Linked DNA regions of Homo sapiens: all the other regions are linked to region 2. Evidence: chromatin loops called from intact Hi-C (ENCODE). Cell type or tissue: prostate gland. All regions are shown on one strand. Links, peaks and the distances in the headings refer to the core of each region. The heading gives the core; the rest is flanking DNA. Region 1 has its middle 18 kb from the start of LINC02219. Region 2 has its middle 48 kb from the start of LINC02242. Region 3 overlaps PIK3R1 (phosphoinositide-3-kinase regulatory subunit 1).

The links. Hi-C counts contacts between places; a loop is a spot of excess contacts. Peaks named below come from ENCODE experiments on the same cell type or tissue, not always from the same donor. Only the 100,000 strongest peaks of a DNase experiment are listed, where the experiment ranks them.
Region 1: a loop joins it to region 2, with 2.5 times the contacts of the local background. A loop is called at or near these places in 3 of 110 quality-filtered maps.
Region 3: a loop joins it to region 2, with 5 times the contacts of the local background. A loop is called at or near these places in 11 of 110 quality-filtered maps.

What each region holds. Positions count from the first base shown.
Region 1 is chr5:68,168,752-68,175,045 of GRCh38, forward strand. No RefSeq gene overlaps it. Among named protein-coding and RNA genes, the nearest start is that of LINC02219, 18 kb to the right of the region's middle. In prostate gland, for the core only: no CTCF peak of the experiment used is centred there; a DNase peak (open chromatin) is centred at 2,610; H3K27ac peaks cover 1,731 bases.
Region 2 is chr5:67,691,466-67,697,759 of GRCh38, forward strand. No RefSeq gene overlaps it. Among named protein-coding and RNA genes, the nearest start is that of LINC02242, 48 kb to the left of the region's middle. In prostate gland, for the core only: no CTCF peak of the experiment used is centred there; a DNase peak (open chromatin) is centred at 2,896; H3K27ac peaks cover 3,040 bases.
Region 3 is chr5:68,263,580-68,268,579 of GRCh38, forward strand. The region is part of intron 2 of PIK3R1 (phosphoinositide-3-kinase regulatory subunit 1); the gene reads left to right. Among named protein-coding and RNA genes, the nearest start is that of PIK3R1, 50 kb to the left of the region's middle. In prostate gland, for the core only: no CTCF peak of the experiment used is centred there; a DNase peak (open chromatin) is centred at 3,098; H3K27ac peaks cover 3,871 bases.

The DNA.
Region 1 (6,294 bases), core at 514-5,513, 480 kb after region 2:
TTGTATTTGTAAAATGTGAATAATAGTATAACAGCAACAATAATAATTAATTCAGAAAACAGACTTACTAACTTGATATTTGTTGATAGTAGGAAATTCTTGATATTTTAGGTGTGATAATCATACTGAGTTTATTTTTATTTTTTAGAGACAGAGTCTCGCTCTGTTGCCCAGGCTGGCGTGCAGTGGTGTAATCTCTACGCTCACTGCAACCTCTGCCTCCTGGGCTCAAGCAATTCTCCCACTTCAGCCTCCCAAATAACTGGGACTACAGGCATGTGCCACCACACCCTGGCTTTTTTTTTTCTTTTGGTAGAGATGCAGTTCTGCCACATTGCTCAGGCTGATCTCCAACTCCTGGACTCAAAGGATCTGCCTGCCTCGGCCTTCCAAAATGCTAACATTACAGGCTTGAGCCACTGTGCCCAGCCTATTGTGTTTAATTTTAATGAGTCCTGTGTTCTATAAATACAAACTAAAATATTCATGGATAAAAATATATAAGATTTGCTTCAAAATCGTAAATGGAAGAATGGGTGGGGGTATGAATAAAACAGAAGTGGTCATGTATCGATGATTGCCATGAGAGAGTGACGGGTACATGGGGCTCAACACTTGATTTTCTCTGCTTTTGTGTATATTTGAACTGTTCCCAGATAAAAAGAGTTTTTCTTAAGAGACTACAGTAAAGTGAGAAAACACATCATACAGTAGCAGGAATGCAGTAATAACTTTAAAAAAAATGGCTGCTGGTAGCCAGGTGTAGCAGTAGTTGTAGTATCGTGATAGTTTTTATTAGCTTCAGTTAAATGGTCAGGAAGAAAGGCTGATAGGCAAGGGAATGGATTAACGGATATGTGAGGAGAATCATCCCTTTTCAAGTTCTTCTAACAAAGATCTCACTTTTCTTATGTTTAAGGGAGCATCAACCCCCACAGGTACAGAGGTCTGCAGAACTCTAACATATAACATTCACAGAACTCGGCCACAAACCAGACCCCAAAACATGCTAGAATTCTCTCTCCATTGTTGAATGTTAGCAGCCATTTTGCTTTCATTTAGAGCTTCAATTAAACAGTATCAAATACGTCAGGTATTTTCTTTTATTTCTGCAAATGTATCTTTACAATCAAATGCCTCATTTTTAGCCATTCACCCTTGAAAAACTGAAAGTGATTTCAAATAGTGATGTGTGGCCAGCTTTAACTTGGACAGTCATTAGTGTTAGAGGAGTGGGGATTTGGAAATACTGCCTTAAGAAAAGTTTCCCCCTTAACTTATTTTTTACCCTTCCCACCTCTGTCTCCATGGAAATGAGGTCAGAGGCCACGGAGAGCTCCCAGGGAGCCAGCAGCTGGGAATGAGAATTCTCACTTAGAGATTTCAGCTGAAAGCTATAAACTCCTTTACAAAGACCAGCTGAGTCTTTTGGCCACCATAGTCTCCTTTTTACACTAATAAATAGGTGGCTTTTTTTTTCTTTTGTCTTTCTCTTTTGGCACATACATGGAGGAAGAAGAGGTGCCACTGAGTAATAACCATTTTTGCATTTATACTTGAACTTCTGTGCAATAAATCAAGATGGAGATATTCCTTAAGAATTTATTTTCAACTTAATATGTTTAAATGATAGTGTACATATGGAATTAAGCAATTATCACTTGCTTGATCTCTGTCCTTTCAAGTTTATGATAACACCAGATATTTGAAGACAAATATATGTGGTTATTCATTACATGCTATCAGTTATAAATGATTCTAATAGAATGTCACCATGACATAATTCAAAATCACTTAATTAAAAGAAAGAACCAATCTCAAGATATGAGCAGTTGGTGCCATTAAACAAAATGTTTTATGAATTAACGTATACTTTACTATTAGTACCTGTTTTTGTTGAACTGTTAACACAAGTCCATATTTTTTTGCACTTTATTCAGTTTATTTACTCATAAATCATTTGAAAATATCTGAGAAGGGTGACTACTCAAATATGCCAAACACTTTGTTATTTTTATAAGTTATATATTATTATTTAGTAGCCGAATATTTATTAAAACAATATGAAATGTAAATTTAGTTTAAAAAAAAAAAAAGCCCTAACAAGTTCTTTTTAAATTTGGAGCTATAGGAGTCTGTGTTTCAAACTTTTTTTTCCTTCATGCCACACTTTGTTTTATGGTTCAAGGTTTGTAGACTCAATAAGATTCAGCATTATTTCCAAGAACTTTTACGAAATTTCATCATTACTCTTACATAAAACACTGAGTTATTACTTTTAATCATCAATCACACAACTGCTCTGAATTTTCCAGAACTTAGCTTCAGCAAGCATCAGAACCACAGCACCTCTCTCAGACACTTTCACATTCTTTCTCTCTCTCTTTTTTCAGCGTTGTGGTCAGCAGTCTAATGATGCTGGGCTTTTATTCTTTACTGTTTCCTTTGTCTTTGGGCCCTTTCGCAGGTCGCTGCTGAGCTCTCTCTCTCTCTGTCCTGGGTTGAGCCCTTATTCCATTTTCCCCTGCTCTCAGAAGTGAAACAGAACATCGTGTTCCGAAGCTGCCCAGCACACATGCTTCACGATGCTGCCAAGTTTGCAGCTGACCAATTGGCCTACTTTAGAGGACTCGCATTTACAAAATTTACAAGTCTTTATTTCCACCAGCCCATCACCTCCTCCCCACCCCGCCGAAAAAGAGTATGTCAAACACACTGATAAATCAAGAGTTTTTTGGTGTTGCAACAAAATGGGCAGTCATTTCTTTGCCCTTTGCTGGCTCTCAGCCTTGCTCTTCCCTCCTGAATAGATGGAAAATATGGGTTGGTGTACGGTACAAAGACATTCAAAAGTGATTGCCTCTGTATTAATAACTAATTTCAAAAGAAACATACAAACGAAATGATATGCTCTTCTATTTTTTTCGGAGATCGGTATTTCTAAAGTAATTCCTTTCCAAAAACTGATCCAGGCAAACCTGTCTTCTTCCAAATTAGGAAGACAGAGTTAATGCTTTGCTTTTTCAATGAGATTGGGTCAGGCAAGTCATGGATTTAGATATTTTGAACACTCCTTATTGGCATTTGAATCTTCTAAGCTTCTATAATAGATTCAAGATCAAATAGGAGAGGGTAAGGATTTAATGGAGCAAAGAAAAGTTGTAGGAATTGGTTTCTTGTGATTTTAGTGATTCCTGCCCCACTCTTCAAGAAAAGGAACTCGGTCAAGGGTAGATCCAGGTTATTGCAAAGCTTATAAAATATGGAGCCCTCTTTATGAAAAAGAATATGAAATTAAGCCCAAGAGTAAATATCTACTTAGAATAAGAGAAGAAACCATAACAAATGACAAACTTTAAAAAGCATCCAGAAAAATAGCATCATTACCATTAGTATTAAGAATTATTGTTATTATCATAACTTCACTGTTTGATCCACCTATGTAACATTTCTTTTCCCTACTTTTTTTACTTTATCCTCTTTGATCGTTCCTCAAATAACCAAAACTTTATAATACTATTTTGTGTAAAGAGAATAGAAAGATAATTTTGTTTTTTTTTTTCTGGCATGGCAGATAGAAATATGTTTTTTGTTATTAATGGCTTAGAAAATAATCTTTCAGCTTGAGAATTATTGGTCATGCCACAGCTGAAACAATCTCTTGCTCCAGAGGTGCTTCGTGCTCTAAGAAAATTCCTCAGAGACTCCAGACCTTTGATCTTGCTGGGCAGGGCTCCAGCTGACCCTTTGGCCATTGTCTCAGCAACTGATCCAGCATCCCATTTGGTGTCCTGGGTGGAAAGGGCAGGGCTCGAGATGCTGGTGGTGGGGCCTTTGTCTGGAGAACCCTGAGCAGAGAGTGGTGGAGCATCTCATTCCAAACCTTCTCCTTGGTGCCAGAGTTGGATTTCAGATACCTGGGGAGGCTCCACATGTTGCAGGGCATCACTGGAGGTCAGCAAAAATTGAGAGTACGTTCAACCTACCAGCCTTCCACACAGACCGAGAATGTAGAGATTGACCCTCTGGCTGGCGTGGCTCTCCATGCATCCAGCTATACCTTAAATCCCTGCGAAGGACACACAGAACCTTGGAAGGGCCTGTGAAAGTAAGCGGCTGTGAAACTAAAAGCTCATTAACTTTATGATAATCCTCCCCTCTGTTCAGTGCTCATAATATAGTGGACATTCATGGAACTGAAAATAGAAATGAATTCTCTGGCCAAAGTGACCCCTATTTAGTATTCTCAAAATTTTAAGCTCCACAGGGCAAGGATTTTGTCTGCTTGGGTCACTGCTGTATCTTCATCTTCTTCTGAATATTGTTCCATTTGTTAAGGGGACCAAAATTTGTTAGCAATGCCTTTTATTTTCCTGGGTTAAAATAGGCTGGCCAACTGGAAGCTACTGGATATTGCTCACTATTAATTTCTTCACATACCCTTGAGATACTTGTTCTTACATCATCCGAGCTCCTCCACTCCCGCATTCATTTTGTTGTGGGGGGGTGGGTTTTGAAGCATAGTCTAAGCATCATGTCATCTTCTTTTCATTTTGAGTGCATGCTCTATCGCTGCCCAGATAGTCAAAAGTCAAGCCTTTTTGGCTGGGACTCTTCCAGTTGTATTACAGTGCTGGAACTTTTTTAAAGTAGAAAAGCCCTTTACCCTGTTTTTAAATACCAGTTTAAGATATTAGAAGAATATTTTTGAAAGTATGAACATATTTTGTTGTTTCTTGAGGATTCTGAGATGCTTCTTTTGGCCTATGGGGAGAAAATAATGCAGTCAACTTGGTCAGTGTGAGATTATATTGGGTCTCTTCATTTCTTAAGCTTGCAAGTCGCAATATGGCCATCTAAGCATTCAGACAGTGAGTCAGTAGGTTCTACTTCTCCTCACTATCTATATATTTAGATGGCCACATTGTGACTTACAGACTTAAGAAATGAAGAGACCCTGAGGCCAGGTGTGGTGGCTCGTGCCTCCACAGCACTTTGGGAGGCCAAGGTGGGTGGATCACTTGAGGTCAGCAGTTTGAGACTAGCCTGGCCAACATGGTGAAACCCTATCTCTACAAAAAAAAAAATACAAAATTAGCCAGGCATGGTGGCACACAATTGTAATCCCAGCTACCTGGGAGGCTGAGGCAGGAGTATCGTTTGAACCCGGGAGGCAGAGGTTGCAGTGAGCTGAGATTGCACCATTGCACTCTAGCCTGGGTGATAGAGCAAGACGCTGTCAAAAAAAAAAAAAAAAAAAAAAAAAAGAAGCAGCAGCTGAAAACATAGAAATGAAGAGACCCAAAATAATCCGCACATTGACCAAATCAACTGTATTATTTTCACCCATGGGCCAAAAAAACTCATAGATTACACAGAATATTAGGGATGGAATGACACAATGTCTTCTCCCCTTTACTAGTGAAGAAACTGACCCTCAAAGGGATAAAATTAATTGCTCAAAGTTGTAATCACGAGTAGCATCAATCAGAAGCTCTATTAAGGGAAGCATAATAAAGTTATTCTTCCAAATAAGTGTCTTGGTTCATTCAGGCTGCTATACCAAAATGCCATAGATACGGTGGCTTAAAAACAAGGAGAATTTATTTCTCAAAGTTCTGCAGACTGGGAAGTTCAAGATAAAGGCAGCAGATTTGGTGTCTGCTTAAGGCTGACGTTTCCTTGGTGCATAGAGGGTGCCTTCTCACCGTGTCCTCACATGGTGGAAGGGCAAGGGGTAACCTTTGGGACCCTTATTTATTTTTTTAAGAGGCAGGGTCTGACTCTGTCACCCAGACTGGAGTACAGTGGTGCAATCATAGCTCACTTGAACTCCTGGGCTCAAGTGATCCTCCTGCCTCAGCCTCCCAAGTAGCTGGGACTACAGCCTTGCACCACCACACGCAGCTAATTAAAAGAATATTTTTTGAGGCCGGGCGTGGTGGCTCATGCCTGTAATCCCAGCATTTTGGGAGGCCAAGGCAGGAGGATCACCTGAGGTCAGGAGTTCAAGACCAGCCTGACCAACATGGAGAAACCCTGTCTCTACTAAAAATACAAAATTAGCCGGGCATGGTGGCACATGCCTGCAATCCCAGCTACTCGGGAGGCTGAGGCAGGACAGTCACTTGAACCTGGGAGGCGGAGATTGTGGTGAGCCGAGATCACGCCATTGCACTCCAGCCTGGGCAACAAGAGCAAAACTTTGTCTCAACAATATATATATATATATTTTTGTACAGATGGGGTTGGAGGGTCTTGCTATGTTGCCCAGGCTGGTCTTGAACTCCTGGC
Region 2 (6,294 bases), core at 543-5,542:
GTATTGTTTGCATCTTTTTTTTTTTTTTGAGATGGAGTCTCACTCTGTTGCCCAGGCTGGAGTGCACGGTTGTGGTCTCGGTTCACTGCAAGCTCCGCCTCCTGGGATCACGCCATTCTCCTGCCTCAGCCTTTCGAGTAGCTGGAACTACAGGCGCCAGCCACCACGCCCGGCTAATTTTTTGTATTTTTAGTAGAGATGGGGTTTCCCTGTGTTAGCCAGGATGGTCTCGATCTCCTGACCTCGTGATCCACCCGACTCGGCCTCCCAAAGTTCTGGGATTATAGGCGTGAGCCACCGCGCCAGGCCTATTGTTTGCATCTTTTCAACAAGAAAGTATTTATGTGTTACCAGTACAAAATAAAAACAAAAAGAAAACAAAATACGATGAATGTTAACACATGGACCAAGTTCCAAGGCAGTTCATACCATCAAATTGTGGTAATGAACTTGTGAGCTAAATGAACAATAGTATTGGTGCAGGATTAATACGTTCTTCACTACCCTGTTAGAGCAGAATTTTATTTTACGGTAGAAGAGAGATGAGATGCTTTGACAAATGTTCTGTCTGGTACATGTTCAGGGCTTTGTATTTGTTATTTCTTCTGCCTGGAATGCTCTTCCTGCAAATATCCACATCCAACTCTGCCCCCTCCTTTAGATATTTACCCAAATATTTTCTTCTCAGCCAAGTCCTGCCTGCCCACCCTGCCAAACTTCAATGTTCATTCCCCTCTTACTCCTCATGACCCTTCCTGCTTAATTTTTCTCCATAACATTTTCAGCCATCTGACATTCTACTGAATCCACTTATTTACTTGTCTAATGTCCATCTCTTCTTAGTACAAGTGAAGTCTATGAAGGTAGAAACATTTGTCAAGTGTTTCAGAGCTGTAACCCTGGAGCTAGAGTGAAAGCTAGCACATAATATGTGCTCAATGAATCTTTGCTGAATGAATGAAAAAATAATTTAATAATAGCATTTGAATCAAGAGCTATTGACATAGGTAGGATAAGAAAAGGATTGTATCTCTGAATTCTCATCATCAAATCTCTTCCACCGAGCGAAGAATTTAAAACCTAGACACAGATGGCCTCAGGAAGATTTTCAGATTTTCTTTTATTGACCAAGACCTTTTGCCCCCATTCACCCACCATTCATCATCTAGATGCACAAAGAGGAGAAACATGAGGACAGAAATGCCATTTTCCTTTCTCTCTTCTTCTTGTCAAGCTGAACTAATCACAGAATCACAAAGAAATCTGAAATTTTTGTATTTAAAATTAGCCATCTGAGTGTTCTTTCGATGATCCCAATTTTGTTGGCAACATCCAAAGCATCATAGTCAAGCCTTTTTTTGTTCATCAGGCCTGATCAGTGTGTTGATCTTGGCCATGTTAGTGTCATGAAGCTTCTTCACAGCCTTTGGAACTGGTGCATGTTGGTTTTGACATCTAAAATGAACACATATGTATTGTCTTCCCTATTCTTGTCTGATTCAAGTGGAACATGATGGCAGAGTGATCAAGCTTGCTTCTCCTGGTGGTACTTTTCTAAGGACATTTTGCTGCCTTAAAAGCTGCAGAGTCTTGGGCCACCAGAAGTGGAGTAGTGTGAGGATCTTTTGAGTATGGTTGTGGATACTTTTCTGCACTGCCTTTTTGGCCTTCAAAGACTTTGCTTTATCTTGACTTTGGGAGGAGCAGAGGTTTCCTTGTTAACTTTCAGGGACATCTTGGTGAGAAGTTACATTTTTAAATTTAGTTCTTCATCCACAACAGGACTATTAGGATTTATTATGCAGAACCAGTTTTAGAAGACCAAACACAGAGAAGAAAGAGGTAGTTAAAGCGAATTAACAGCAAAACCACCTAAAGGAAGAGTGCGCGTGGGTGAGATGTGAAGCATTTATTCATCAAGAGTTAGAAAAACTGATTTCTTCCTCCAAAGAGCAACAGCAATTTCATAACAACAGAAAAGAACATAGAGTCATAAAACTACAAAACACTACCATTTAGTCTTATATTTTTTCTTTGTCTTCTCAAATGCACTAATTTAGGTATTCCAAAATGGGTGAAAGATACATCTCTTTGTCACTGTTTAAAACTCCACAAAGAGACTCTGAAATCCAAACACTGCATGTTCTCACTCATAAGTGGAAGATGAACAGTGAGAACACATGGTCACAGGGAGGGGAACATCACACACTGGGTCCTGTCGGGGGTTGGGGGGCTAGGGGAGGGAGAGCATTAGGACAAATACCTAATCCAGGTGGGGCTTAAAACCTAGATGATGGGTTCATAGGTGCAGCAAACCACCAGGGCATATGTATACCTATGTAACAAACCTGTACGTTCTGCCCGTGTATCTCAGAGTTTAAATTAAAATAAATAAAAAATTTTCAAAAAATTTATAGTTTAGTGGCCTAAACTCTTTAAATCTGATTTAAGTCTCTCTTGTTTCAATTTAAATTCAATGCCTCTTCTATAGTTCTTGGAGTAAAGAGAGAGACTGCCCTTCTTGGGAAAACAGATTCCTCTGCCCAAGCAGATCTACAACTGGTTAGGGTATGGCTGCACATAGTGTGCTTTATACTGCAGTGCAAAACACTGCGTTCCGTAAACATTTCTAAGAACTATTATAAAGTATTAAGGCTGCTCTGCCAATCAGATTCTAAGTGAGCTGAACACTCCTTACCCTCTCATAACAGAGTACATGTTGCCTGCAGCTCTGGCTGTTAAAAGGACAGAGCAATGTTCCTAAACAGATTGGGTGGTGAGCAGAGGTCCCGTGATTCACCCCTAAATTAGTTTTAACTGACAGGTTTTGGAAGTGAGGCTGGCTAGGGTCTGGCTGCGTGGATACCACGTGCTGCTCTGTCCAGTCCGAATTGCTCAGAAGGAATCTTGAGCTGTGTGATTGGGTAGGGTGGGGGTGGGCAGCTCAAGAATGTGGGGTTAAAAATAGGAGCAATGATTTCCAAAGTCCTTGGCCAGCTGTGTGGAACCTAGTGTCTCATTCAGTACATGTTCCTTGAAGGCAAACTACCAGATCAAGTTTGGAGAGATTGTTGTTTGAGCTGGTTTGTCCTTTGGGTTTTGTACAACTTTGAAAAGAACAAACAAGAAATTGGTGTTTCTCTTTCATACTCAGTCTCATTCCATTCTCTATTTTATTGGATTCCACTGTGTCAGCTGAATAGAAGAAATATACAGCCCTTGTCTCATATTTCCATAAGCACATATTTTACTCATACTACAAAGTAGTAATTATTCTCATAAAATAATGATGTAATATTAATAAAGATGAAATTTTGTGATTGACACCAACAATGGCAAGATAAAGATTATTTATTATTGCTATTATTGAAGTGTTTCGTATTGTACTCTTTGTCCAAGGCTTCATAGATAATTAAAATTCATGGACTGCACAAGTGTCTCATGAAATGTGTTAGATTGTTTTCTGATATGCAAAAATGTCCTGACATGGTTTGTAAATGCGTACTGCACATCTCCAGCCAATTACCATACAAAATGCAACTATTTCTTTTTGTCTATCACTGAAGCCTGAACAGACAGCATTAGACTCAACTGCATAATTCTGGCCTAATTTTCGTGTCTGATACTGTAGTGATGTTGTGAGGCATTGACTTAACAACAGGAGTAAATGTTCTTTTTGAATACATATTTTTTTCTTCAGCCTCTTTGGAAATATGCCTACATGAAGAAGCACTCCTTCGGCCTCTTCAGAAAAATGAGCATGTGTTTACACCCCTTTTGCCCCCACCCTTTGTTTTCTCTTCCTAATTTGTGATGATTTTGATGGGATGAGGGTTTATGCTGGCAAAATTCCAAAGGGTGGACAAATTGGGCTGTACTTTCATTAATGCAAAACTGAAAATATTGCTAAATTATTGTGGCTAATATAATTTGTGTCTGCTCAGGCTTTGTATTAGTTTGCTAGGGCTAGTATAAGAACCACAAACTGGGTGGCTTAAACAACAGAGACTTATTGTGTCACAGTTCTGGAGACTGGAAACCCAAAATCAAGATGTCAGTGGGATTGGTTCCTGCTGAGGGCTGTGCAGGAAAATCTGTTCCAAACCTCTCTCCTGGCAGTTTGCTGGCAATATTTAATGTTCCTCGGCTTTTACATCTCTGCCCTCTCTCTTCATATGACATTTCTCTGTGTGTGTATCTATGTCCACATTTTGCTTTTTCAGAAGGACACCAGTCATACTGGATTAGGGACCCATCTTACTCCAGTATCTTAATTAATTACATCTCTTAATTAATTACATCTGCAATGACTCTATTTCCCATTCTGAGGTACTTGGTCCCATTATGGGATACTTGGGATTAGGATTTCAACATAAGAATTTTGGAAGGACACAATTTAACCCATAACAAGCTTCAAATAAATAATAGACTCTGTAATTCAATGAACATATATTGAATTGTAGGTTCAAAAATAATGAAATAGAGAAACTGATTTTTAAGATTAACATGATATTTGCTTTTCAACTCCCCCAGAGGAGTTAAAAGTGGCTCCCCCAGAAGGACTCTTATATCTTGATTTGCCAAGCAGTAGGAAGAAGAGTTATAACTAATGGAGTGAGCCTCGCTGTTGGCAGAACTTTAGTCCAGCCTTTCCTAGTTCAAGATATAAAAAAGACTTTTTATATAGTGAAGTTTTCAGTGACTTCTATCACTTCTTCCTTCACTGCTTCAATTGCTTCTGGTAAATATACAAGAGCATGTGCTTACTTAGAGGGGCACAGCATTTATTGGGGTTTGACCTGGCTCAATCACAAAGTATATAAAATGAGCCAAGGACCTTTTGAGGATGAATTCAAAATCCAGTGCTTGTCATCTTCTAGACCCTAAAAAATACTGTAACAGAGTAGTGGGTTGGTTAGTAAGTGTCCCATCGAAAGGCATGGCTGACCAGAGCCTTATTAGTTATTATAAGATATATAGACTAAAGAATCCAGAAATTAGGACTAGAACTGCTCAAGAGAAGGTAGGAAAGGAAATGTATGTATTTGAGATACAGGAGAGAGGTTCAGTATAGCAGGCAGAATATAGTATCTGAAAAGGCCTGGCAACAGATAGCAGGTGGCATGCCAGGATAGCACTGGGGGGCCCAACTTGAAGACACAAGGGTCTGTGGTAGAGCTTGGCCCTGGGAATCGGGAGCAGATGGTGATCAGAAACACAGGCAAGCAGTTGGGATCTGAGAAGTCAGAGCCAAGCCTCAATGTTTCTTAGAATTTTGCTCTCAAATATGGTATAAACCCTCCTTGACACTTTTCAGTTCTTAATATGTTGGAGGCATTGATCTTTCTCTGCTAGAGTCTTATCACTGTGACATTGCTCTAATTCTTCTCAATTTTCCTGCCTCCTAACTATTTTTTTACTAAATCCATTCACTTTGTGTTTCAGGGAAAGAACGGTGATCTTAACGAAGGCAGATTCAGTAGTGTGGTGGGGTTATAGATGTGAACTGGAGTTGGTTGAGGAGAGATTGGAAGATAAGAACAGGAGAGTCTTACCATGATGGGAAGCAGCCCACCTGCACCCACTCTTGAAGTCATGTCATCTTGCTCCTTCTCTTCCAATGTCATCCATACTTTGATGACTCCTCAATTTGTATCTTCAAGCCTGACTTCTCTGCTGGACTACAGACTCCTATTTCCAGCTTGCTGGAGCTCTCTACTTGTACGTCTCTAACAGAGTCAACACTCTGCAAAAAAGCCAGAGGGATTTTCTGAAAATGTGAAGTAGAGCATGCCATGTTTTACTTAAAGCCCTCCCATGACTTTCTAAAATGCTTAGAATAAAATCCAAATTCCCTATTATGACCTCCAAGACCCCCAGTAATCTTCCTCCCTAATCTCACTTCTATGACTTTATAGTTGTTTCACTGTTCTCCAGCCAGTCACACTACTAGTCTTCCATTTGTTTATTGAGCAAGCCTCATGTGCTTCTCTGATTGCAAACTTGCAGTTCATTCTACCTGGAGCAATCACCCACCAGATACTCACTTGGCTTCCTTCTTCTCATCATCCATGTCCAAGCCAATAGGTTACCTGGTCTTTAGAGTGGCCTTTCCCAAAGAGATAATCTGAAGTAGCAAAGTAGCATCCATCCACCCAGCCAGTCACTCTGTCACATTAAACTGGTTAATTTGTTTCACACTGCATATTGCTATCTGAAATTTATCTTGCCTATTTCTTACAACTATGTTGCCTGTTTCTGCCCCCAACTTCCCTTCTCCAAATTCAGAGAGGA
Region 3 (5,000 bases), core at 1-5,000, 570 kb after region 2:
AAGTAGTGAAAGTATATTGCTTCATTTTGTTAAACTCTGATTCCTTACACAATTGTTAAGGATTGTGTTTACTTTTATCTCAAAATTGTTACCTTTTAATATATATAGTCTTATATCAGTGATCTTTTCAAACTTTTAAAATGAAGTCTGAATAAATATTATTTTCTTATGCATTTCTTCTGCACCAGCTGATAGGGAATTTTCTGTACAATGTTTTCAGGCCTCTTGCCTTTCTTGCCTTTATTTTTCTCTGCAATTCCACACACAGGTCATTGCTTTCCCTTCCTCTCCCTTTTTGATCATGGATGCTTCAACTCCCTTCATATATTTGTTAAGCATATTTTACTAAGATTTCATTTTGTGATGCTTGCAAATATACATTACAAAATATATATTTTTAAAAAGTGATTTGAAGGGCCCTCTGTCCATCTGATGATTAACTAGAAGAGTCTTTTGTACCTTGCTAAAAGTGATAAGTTAGCCAGCTATATTTAGCTGGATAAAACCCATTACATCCTTGGGGAAGAATGTGCTTTGTTTAGCTTTATGAGAAAATATTTAATAAATGCTGTCTTGAAAATATTTAGCCTGGCTGAGTGAGCTGGCAAGGCTTCAATACTGATAAAGCAGAGGTGATGGTGAAAAGCTGGCCTGCCAGTCCAAGCTCAAGTTAAAAAAATGCACCTCTTGTCACTAAGGGTTGCAACTGTCGCCAAGTGCTTGTCCATCAGTGTCACGTAAAGATTTTTTAACCTCACATATGGCATCATGCAGTTTGTCTGCCTAAAAAGGCAACCTAGATTCACAGAGTGGTTACAATTGGCTTTGAAGTCCCATCTGTTCTGTAAAATCCTAGCTTTATTTCTTACTGCTGGTATGACTTTAGGTAACTTGTTTAATTTTTCTTAATCTCAGTTTTCTCATCTGTAAAATGGGGACAGTGATAATTTCTTAGAGCGTTGTACAGATTAAATGAGATTAAACGCTGAGCAGAGTTTCTTACACTAAGTGTTCACTACATGGGAATTAATCAGCAGTAGTAGTGATTTGTAATCAGCCTAACATTTTCTGTCCCTCCCTAACTCCTCCCACCCCACAGGAGATACAAAGAGCAAAGTCCTCTTGAATGTGGCGAGGTAGGAAAGGCTCTGGCATGGGCATCAGGAGGCCTGGGTCCTCGGCTTGAACTTCCTGTGGGACCTTGGGCAAGTTGTGGCTCACATAATCCCTCCCCACTCATCAGTACACAGTGCACAGGGCAGCAGAGCTCCTGGCTGCTAGTCTCTCTTTTGATACCTAATTCGTTGTGGTATCAGACCAAATTTGATATGATAGCTAGACCCGCCGGTCCGTCAGTATCATTTGGGGTCTGGTGTAAGATCAGCCTGTGAAACTCAGGCATGTAGGCAACAAGTTATCAGTAAGAAGGTCAATCATTGGGATTCTGTCTCCCACAATGGTCTGGATTTTCTCTCTGTGGCTGGTGGGCTCAGCCCCAATCCTTGCTACTCAAAGTGTGATTGTGGTCCGAGGACCGGCAGCATGGGCATCACCTGGGAGCCTGTTGGAAATGCAGAATCCCAGACTGCACCCCGACCTCCTGAATCAGGCTGTTAATATGTACATTAAAGTTGGGGAACCACTGCCTCAAACTACTGCCCTTGGGAATATTCTGACACGCAGAGGGTATTTATTTACTAAATACTTACAGAATTTGTGTTTGACATTGACATTTTCTAGACAAGGTTCCATTCCTCTCTTTGGGTGTAGTGTACTGATGTGTTAGGTCAGGGTTACCATAACAAAACACCACAGACTGGTGTTTATGTCTGTACCACCATAGACATTTAGAAATCTATTTCTCACAGGGTGCCAGTGTGGTTGGGTTCTGGTGAGGGCCTTCTCCCTAGCCTCCAGGCTGCCACCTTGTCACTGTGATCTCACATGGGAAGGGTGGGGAGAAAGGTCTCTGGTGCTGCTTCTTATAAAGGCACTAATCCCATCGTGAGAGCACTTGCCCTCATGACTTCCTGTAAACTCAGCTGCCTCCCAAAGGCCCATCTCCAAATATTATCACATTGAGGGTCAGGGCGTCAACATGAATCTGGGGGGAAGGGACACAATTCAGTCTGTAGCAACTGACTTCCACATCTGACTTTAAAATGCATCTTTAAAAAAAATGTGCTGGCAGATAAATATGTAAATAAAGCAAATATGAAAATGTTAATCGTAGAATCTAGGTGAAAGATAATGTGGGCGTTCACTAAACAATTCTTTCAACTTTTCAGGATATTTAAAAATGTCAGAGAAAAAACCCCCTACTCTCTATAGTTATTTAAAAGGAATCTGGTGCTGCTTTTTTCTCCTTATTTCCATCCAGGCTTTCTTAAGAGTGCTTGTTCGGTCTGGCTGGACAAACTTGCCTTTTTGGCAGTTTCTCTCTCTCTACCCACTCACTTTCTCCTTGGTCAGCCAGTGGCCTGCTTCTGCACTGTCAGTGAGGTCCCAGCCTGGATCCAAAGCTTCTTTCTGGTCTCTAGTCTGCCAGTAGCATCTTTCTGTCCAGTTCCTCTCCATCCCCCTGCCCTCTCCTAATACTAATCAGGGGATCCTTCAATTGCTTGTGACATCGCAGCTTCTCAAGTTACATTTTACAACTCTGCTTTATTATTTTTAAGCATTTCTAACATGACATTTTATAAGTTTGACTCTGAAATTTATCATCACATGTAAGTAGGAAAGAAGTGTCTCCACAAGTTTGCCCTCAGCCAGAGATAGTGTGGTTCATCTGGAATGCCCCTGCCTTTCTCTGGTTATTAATAGGGGCTCCTATTGCTTTTCCATTTACAGTGTTAATTATCTGCATTTCAAAGTAGTTCATAATGAGAGGGAATATATTAACTTGTTATTTGGGGAGGAAGTACAAAAACTGCTATTATCAAGATCATTTAACTTGAGCATAATCAGAAAGTATTAAGGTTATTCCCTTGTGGGATTGACCATCAGATATCTGTGTGTTTCATAACACCCTTATTGCAGATACCTTTTAAAGAAGGGAGGCTTGCAGGAAGTGTTGGGAAACTTACTATAAGCTTCTTTCCTTGACTGGCACTTGTATACTCTGGCGCAGGGAAGACAAGCCCAAACTAAATACATAGGCATTACTTAAGAGCTTTGTGACATTGGACAAATAGTTTCCTTGCCTTTAAACTGGGGATAATAGAGACTATACACCTTTGAACTGCTATGAAAAATAAATGAAAATATTTCTGTAAAATACTTACTGTGGGAATGTGGCTCCTAGTTGATGTTCAGTACTAATCATTCATTCAGCAAACAGCCTACCGCCCACTGTGTGTCATGGCCTGTGATTTGTCTTTTTTCTTTTTGGGGGCTTCTGGGTCATACTTCGTATGAAATCTTTCTTAGCACACCGAAAGACCAACTTTCCTTATAAATCATTGGCTTCAAAAATCCTGTGGACTCAGGTATAAATTATTTTTCTGGTGAGGAGAGGAGGAAATCCCTTTCTTCCCCATTTACATCCTGCCTAGCTATTTTAATTTGCTGTACACCGTAAATTGTAATCTTAGAATCAAACTCCAATTTAGGTGATAAGGATCACAATTAATTAGGCTAGCCTGTCAAAGATTAAATGTAATCTTGCATTTCAGTTACCTCCTAACTCTGAGGCTTTAGCTAAGCCCGTCAGAAACAAAGCTGTTAGGTCTGCTTAGGTTTAATAAGATCTTTGCCTGCTGTTTGTTTTCTATACCAGTCTGTTGTCTAGAAATAAAACGAATGGACAGAGGATCTCAATTCCCTTTCATTTGTTTTTAGCTGTGCAGCAGGAGAGATAAATGAGAGAAGATAAACTTAACGATATTAAAGACTAATTAGGATATCTGAGGAGATTTGCAAACTTCTAGTTTAAATCTGTCGGCAACTCTTTTAATTCCCTCCTGCTAGTTATCTCTGAAAATAATGTAGTTATGGCTGAAGATTTATTTCCACATCTACTCTTTGTACTCTCATTTTCAGTTGCGCATACTTTTTTTCTCCTTCTTCCTCCAAAAAAAAAAGCTCTTGTTTCGGCCACACTCAATATAATTTAGCACACAGTCATTCCAACTTCATTTTGTCTTCACATTCAGAAAACTGAAGTCTAATATCTCAAATATATTAGTATTGTGGTCCTTTTGGGGAAAGTATGATAAATTGAAAATATTTTGGTTTTGACTTCTGAAGATTTTGAGTATTGTTTATATATACAAAGGCAAAATGCAAATATATACAAGGCAAAATGCAAATGTGCTTCCAGCTTGCTTCCTTAGAAAAGTATTGAGAACAGTCTAAGTATGATAATTTCTGGTCTTAAAACCTGCAATTGCAATCGGGTATTTCCATAATCTAAACAATAATAAAGATTACATGACTAATTCTAACAATAATAACTACCTATTAGTTTGTGCTTTCTACATACTGGGCACGATGCCTGTCATGTTTATATATATATATTATTTAATCCTTATTACTGCACATAATTACTCCCATTTTACAGATGAATAAATGGGATTCAAGTTAACTAACTTGCCCAAGACTACTGAATTCAGTAAGTGGCAAAGCAAGGATTAAAACCTAAGCCTCTTTGGCTTTAAAGCTCTGCTTCTAATCACTTTTTTACTACTGATTAAACAGATGTGTCCCAAAATTAAGGAAGTCATCGTTGTTTTTTTTGCTTTGTTTTTGCTTAGTCAAAGAGCACAGGCCATCATTTGTTGTAGTGTCACCCGTAAAGCTTAATAAGTTTAAAGTTCAGGGTGTTAATCATTACAAGCATAAAGTATGAATATGCTTTAAAGGTTTATTTAAGAAAAGAATTGGGATTAGATTTGCCCACCAGAATATACATTTTTCACTTGAAGTCCTGAGAGAGATTCAGACAGAAACAGCTTTGACTCAGCAGCAGTTAGCAGACAAACATCTTGATATAATACTGA